2 separate regions of the Homo sapiens genome follow, and region 2 is linked to region 1. The links are chromatin loops, found by intact Hi-C in ENCODE. Cell type or tissue: Caco-2. All regions are shown on one strand. Each heading gives the region's core, and the rest is flanking DNA. Links, peaks and the distances in the headings are about the cores only.

Region 1 (2,928 bases), core at 300-2,799:
TTCAGACCATGTACTTTGGGTGGCTGTAACACCATTCTCTGGCTGCTGGGGTGTTCATGTGACACAGACATGGCCAAAGATAGAGCATCACACACTCCTGGTTAAAGCGATTGGTTCAGGAGTGGACACCTGACCTAGCCTAGACCAATCAGGATAAATGTGTGTCATCCTAAGACATTTGTTCCAACAACTGGAAAAGAGGTATATGTTTTCTGCTGGGGTTACTAAGGTGGTAGATAATCCGCTAGGGGTCATTTGTCGTTTCACCAGGGAATAGATTGGCTAAGAATGAAACCAACAAAAATGAAGTCTTGATGATATTCCCTTAGCACATACAGCAAACCCTGAAATTTTCAGATACGTGAGTCAGCAGATTCCCTTTGAAATATTATGAAAATAATGTAGAATGAGATGATGGTGATAGTTGCAAAACTTAGTACAATTTACTAAAAATCATTGCGTTGTACACTTAAAATGAGTGAATTTTATGGAATGTAAATTATACTTCAATAAAGTTGTCAAAAATGCCTCATAAGCCAGTTTGGGTTGGATTTCAGTCATTTGCAACCTGAAGAGTGGTGATGAATACACAGTGTCACTTGTGAGACAGTGTATACAGAGGAAACATCTGTGTGTCCATAGATGATGCATCAAATGGCTGAAACACCAGAAGAAGGGGGTCAACATGGGTGCCCATCCTGATTATAACTGTCCACCTCCTTGTTTGTCTCCTCACCAGTCTATAAGCTCATGCAATATAGTCCTTTTGCTCTCTGTGTTCAAAACCTAGCACAGTAATGACTCAGAGAGGCTGTAAACAAGTTTGCTCTGGTGGTGGTGGTGGTGGTAGTAGTGGTGGACTCTTCTTGTGACTTCCCTTTTAGTGGCTGATCACAAAAAGTTTTTTCTGACTTACAATACAATTATTCAGAGTTCAGGATTCATCTTTAGTGCTATTTCTGTTTTTCAGAAAATTCAGACAAAAAGTTACTTAACAAGAGGAACTCTGGATGGTCGAGTGCATCAACCAAACTGGGAAAATCCCTCAGATAACTGCCAAGTTCTTCACCTCACTTTGTCTGTGTAGCTATAGTCTGTGGATGGACTATACCCTATATACATTTAGGTTGGCCTTTCCACATTTTTTTCCTTGGTTTTGATGCGCTTCTTTGGCTGTTTAGGCATACATCCAAAGCAGAAAATGACAGATTCCGATACTTATCTTACTTTTGAAGAGGGAGCAAAAAGCACATTGTAATCAACTTCCAAGAAACTTAAAAAGTGATTTTTCTTGTGAGGAGAAATATGGTCATGCCCACAGATTCTGTGCTCAGTTCAGCTGCTGACAAACCATTTTTGGAATGTTCTTGAGATTAGCACAAAAAACAGCAAATGCAATCTCAGCTTATTTGTTCCAGCTGATACCATCTGAACAGAAGCCTGAAGGCAAGGGCTTTTGAGATAAGGCAGACTTCCCTAACTTTCAACTGAAAATGGTCATGGTTCATAGACAGATGACCCACCCCACTGTTAACTGGCACAGCATGAAGTACCAAAGGCGGCACAACTTTGTAACTTTTGTTTTAAGTAAAATCTCAACCAAAATCATTGTCATTAAAAAAAAAAAAAAAAGCAAACAAAACTCCTCTGAAGTAGGTATTTGAAAAACAAAATGCCTTTCTTTCCAGATTTAGACTTCAAGAATGTGTTCATATACACACCAGTTTCTACTGAATTCACCACTAACTTACTGATTAATCATGGGTAAGTTGTATAGTTTTTTCCTCTGAAAAATGATATGGAAACTGCCATTGCAAAATTATAACTGAGACAGTGAAAAGCGATCTGACCTAAACAGCTCCATCTTGCTTCTAACCTCCAAGCTGTCCTTGTTCACTCCTGGGCATTGGGATGGAAACTAAGTTTGGGAGGAACTCAGTTTATAGTTTATAGTTTAAAACAAAGACAATAACAGCCCTTTCCCATAAGAAACCCCATTCTTGCCTGGGGATTAGACCCCAGCTAATTTGTAGGCTAACAAATTAGCCAAAAGATTAGAAATTATGGTTTAGGAGTCGTGAGGCCAGAGGCTACAAGATTCTTCCCTCCCCAAACTGCTCTTGGGGATAATATCACTATTGTAAAATCTAAGACCAGTGCTTGAGATATTTTGCACACCCTGTACTCAGTGGATCAGCTGGGTCCACCCAGATCAATAAACTGGCTCATCTGATTTTACAGCCCCCACCCAGGAACTGACTCAGTGCAAGAAGACAGCTACGACTTCCTATGTGTTCATCTCCAACTCAACCAATCAGAACTCCTGACTCACTGCCCCCTGCTCCCCACCAACCCACCAAATTATCCTTAAAAACTCTGATCCCCCAATGCTCAGGGAGAATGATTTGAGTAATAGTAAAACTCCTGTCTCCTACATAGCCAGCTCTGAGTGAATTATACTTTCTCTATTGCAATTCCCCTGTCTTGATAAATCTGCTCTGTCTAGGCAGCAGGCAGGGTGAACCCATTGAGCAGTTACAATATGGCTGAACTTAGTGTCTTCTGGCTTTAAAAGTCCACCAGTCAATATAGTCAAAGCTCAGACATTTTAGCAAAAGGAAATATAATTTGGCTGATTAAAATAATCTGTCTATGTAGAGAAGATACAATGCCTTTTATTTATTCTTTCTTCATTAAAAATGTATATTTAATTACTATGGGTACATAATAGGCATATATATTTATGGGATACATGTGACATTTTGATACAGGCATATAATGTGTAATGATCCCATCAGGGTAAGTGGGGTATCCATAACCTCATTTATCATTTCTTTGTATTAGGAACATTCAAATTTTGTGCTTTTAGTTATTTCAAAATATACAATAAATTATTGTTGATTATAGTCACCCCATTGTGTTATTGAA
Region 2 (2,928 bases), core at 164-2,663, 71 kb after region 1:
TATTTTACAACTCCATGTCTAAACACAGGTTGAACATCCCTAATCTGAAGATCTAAAATCTGAAATGCTCTAAAATTCACAAGTTTTTGAGGGCCACCATGATGCCACAAGTGGAAAATTTCACACTTGATCTCATAAGACTGGTCATAGTCAAATACAGTGAAAACTTTGTTTCATGCATTAAATTATGCAAAATATTAAAATGTTGCATAAATTACCTTCAGGCTGTGTGTATAAGGTATATCTAAAACATAAATAAACTTCATGTTTAGGCTTGGGTCGAAATATTCCAAAATCCTAAAAAACCTAAAATCTGAAACACTTCTGGTCCCAAGCATTTCAGGTAAGAGATACTCAACCTGTATCAACTCAGAGGAAGGCCTGAACAGGTTAGTTCAATACTATTATTTCAGAAGCCATTTCTAAATGTCTTTTTTTTTTTGTAATATATACAGAGCCCACATATTAAGCAGAATTAAACACATTCACATATTAAAAGAGAACCATCTGTTTTGAACTTCCATATTCTTTCAAGATTTGAAACAAAAGAATTCTTCTAGGACTCCTTAAGTATTGTTCTCAAACTACAAATTCAAATATAATGTTAAATGCTTGTGCTGGGATTTGACTCTGTGACACACTTTGTCTCTTGGATAGATAAACAATCTCTTCATTTCAATCTTTTGTTCAATAACTGCCAGAAATGACCTAAATCAGCGTTTGTGTATTCCAGCCACTGGAATTGTACAAGCATCTTATCCAATAATAATTTATATTGCAGGCAGATATAATTTAAACTCAGTGGGTCAAACAATTCTCAGGAGTATTTGGCGCTTCGATTTTCTAAAAACAGAAATTTCTAACTGAAAGAAATGCCAACATATGCCTTAGGCCTTAGAAATTTAAAAATATAAAAGAAAGGATGTGATAGCAAAAAAAAAAAAAAAAAACCCTCTAAATTACTATTACAAAGATGACCTGTAGACATTCACAGTTATTTCTGGTTGCGGACACAATTTTGGAGAAGATGAATCATCTCCAGGGAATGCGGGAGTTTCACTGACATTGCTGAAGAATTTTAATGATAGTAGACTTTATGAGTCTGGAGATAATTACTTGGCTTTAGTTTACCACCTATATACATAGATGCTTCCCAAATCTCTATCTCCTGCCTGGGATTCTTATGCAATTGACAGAATCATCAAGAAATTCTCATATTACCTCAAATTCAGTGTTCCTAGTATTGGCACGAGAAATAGTCATTTTCCAATGCTACTTAAGAGAGTCTTCCAGTTTATTATTACAGTCTTCTCATAAACCCCTGACTTCCAGTTGGCAGAAGTCACTGAAAAGAAGGACCAGCTCTACAAGAAATATGCATGTTGGATTTCAGGGCAAGGTCCATCTTTGGTGTTTGTTCAGCACTGATAATCTGTGCTTCTCTGGCTTCAGACTCTCATCCACTCCCCACACACCAATCAGTCTCCTTACAGGGGTCTTCAAACTCAATTCCATGAAGCTCTGAGGGTTCTTGGAAGGCACTCCCTTCTACATTCATTCAAATTCTCAATATTTAACACAACGCAAGGCTGCTTCCTTGCTGCAGCCTTGCTTTGTATTAAATATTGAGAATTTCTTGTGAAATTTCATGCTAAAAAAAGTACCTTGAGAAACATACACATACTTTGCTGATACTGGCTGATATCTTGTATTATAAGAACGGCTTTGGAAATGCAGTCTGGGGATTGGAAGCCTGTTTTCTCCTTGAATTCAGATTCGTTTGGACCTAATGATGTCTAACACTCCTTTTCATTTGATTTGATTTGATTTTTATTTATTTATTTTTTTTGAGACAGAGTCTGGCTCTGTCGCCCAGACCAGAGTGCGGTGGCGCCATCTTGGCTCGCTGCAAACTCTGCCTTCTGGGTTCACGCCATTCTCCTGCCTCAGCCTCCCGAGTAGCTGGGACCACAGGCGCCCGCCACCACGCTCGGCTAATTTTTGTATTTTTAGTAGAGACGGGGTTTCACCCTGTTAGCCAGGATGGTCTCGATCTCCTGACCTTGTGATCCGCCCGCCTCGGCCTCCCAAAGTGCTGGGATGACAGGCGTGAGCCACTGCGCCCAGCCCCTCCTTTTGATTTTAATAAGTGAAACCTTTAGCCTTTAGATTGTCTCTTAAACCAACAGGATTCATAGTTCTCCTAGTTTTTCTGTTAATTTGTACTTCATTCACACACTCTTATTTATGGCTTCTTCATCTCCACATAAGTTACAACTGACTTGCTTCTGGCAATGGTATGGGAGATGGCATCTCCCATAGGCCAATCCTTTTACAGATAGCACGGATAGCAAGGATAAACTCAAGTTCAGATATAAAAACCAACTATATGAAGATACACTAGAAGGCAACTCAAAGCTGGCATATTTCTATTAATAGGTATTCATGAATACATAAAGCAAATATAACTGTAGGAAGTAATCTGTATGCGAGATAACAAGTAAGATTTCTGAATGTGCTCTGCCTCCTGTAAATGTTATGAAAATTAGGAGAACATTATCATTATTTCATATCTTTAGGTTAATATTGAAAGTCTTCTGCCATCTGACCAGGTGTGGTGGCTCATGCCTGTAATCCCAGCACTTTGGGAGGCCGAGGCAGGTGGATCATCTGAGGTCAGGAGTTTGAAACCAGCCTGGCCAACATGGTGAAACCTCATCTTTCCTAAAAATACAAAAATTAGCCGGGCATGGTGGTGCCTGTCTGTAGTCCCAGCTACTCAGGAGGCTGAGGCGCGAGAATCACGGTGAGCTGAGATCGTACCACTGTACTCCAGCATGGGGGACAGAGCAAGACCCTGTCTCGAAAATAAATTAACAAATACATAAATGAAAATGAAGTCTTCTGCCATCTGATTTTACCTACATC

Evidence for each region. Peaks named below come from ENCODE experiments on the same cell type or tissue, not always from the same donor. Only the 100,000 strongest peaks of a DNase experiment are listed, where the experiment ranks them.
Region 2: a loop joins it to region 1, with 2.2 times the contacts of the local background. A loop is called at or near these places in 1 of 110 quality-filtered maps.

Annotation. Positions count from the first base shown.
Region 1 is chr3:2,966,554-2,969,481 of GRCh38, reverse strand. All of the region lies in intron 13 of CNTN4 (contactin 4), which reads right to left. Among named protein-coding and RNA genes, the nearest start is that of CNTN4-AS1, 93 kb to the left of the region's middle. In Caco-2, for the core only: no CTCF peak of the experiment used is centred there; a DNase peak (open chromatin) is centred at 1,481.
Region 2 is chr3:2,894,954-2,897,881 of GRCh38, reverse strand. The region is part of intron 10 of CNTN4 (contactin 4); the gene reads right to left. Among named protein-coding and RNA genes, the nearest start is that of CNTN4-AS1, 160 kb to the left of the region's middle. In Caco-2, for the core only: no CTCF peak of the experiment used is centred there; a DNase peak (open chromatin) is centred at 1,401.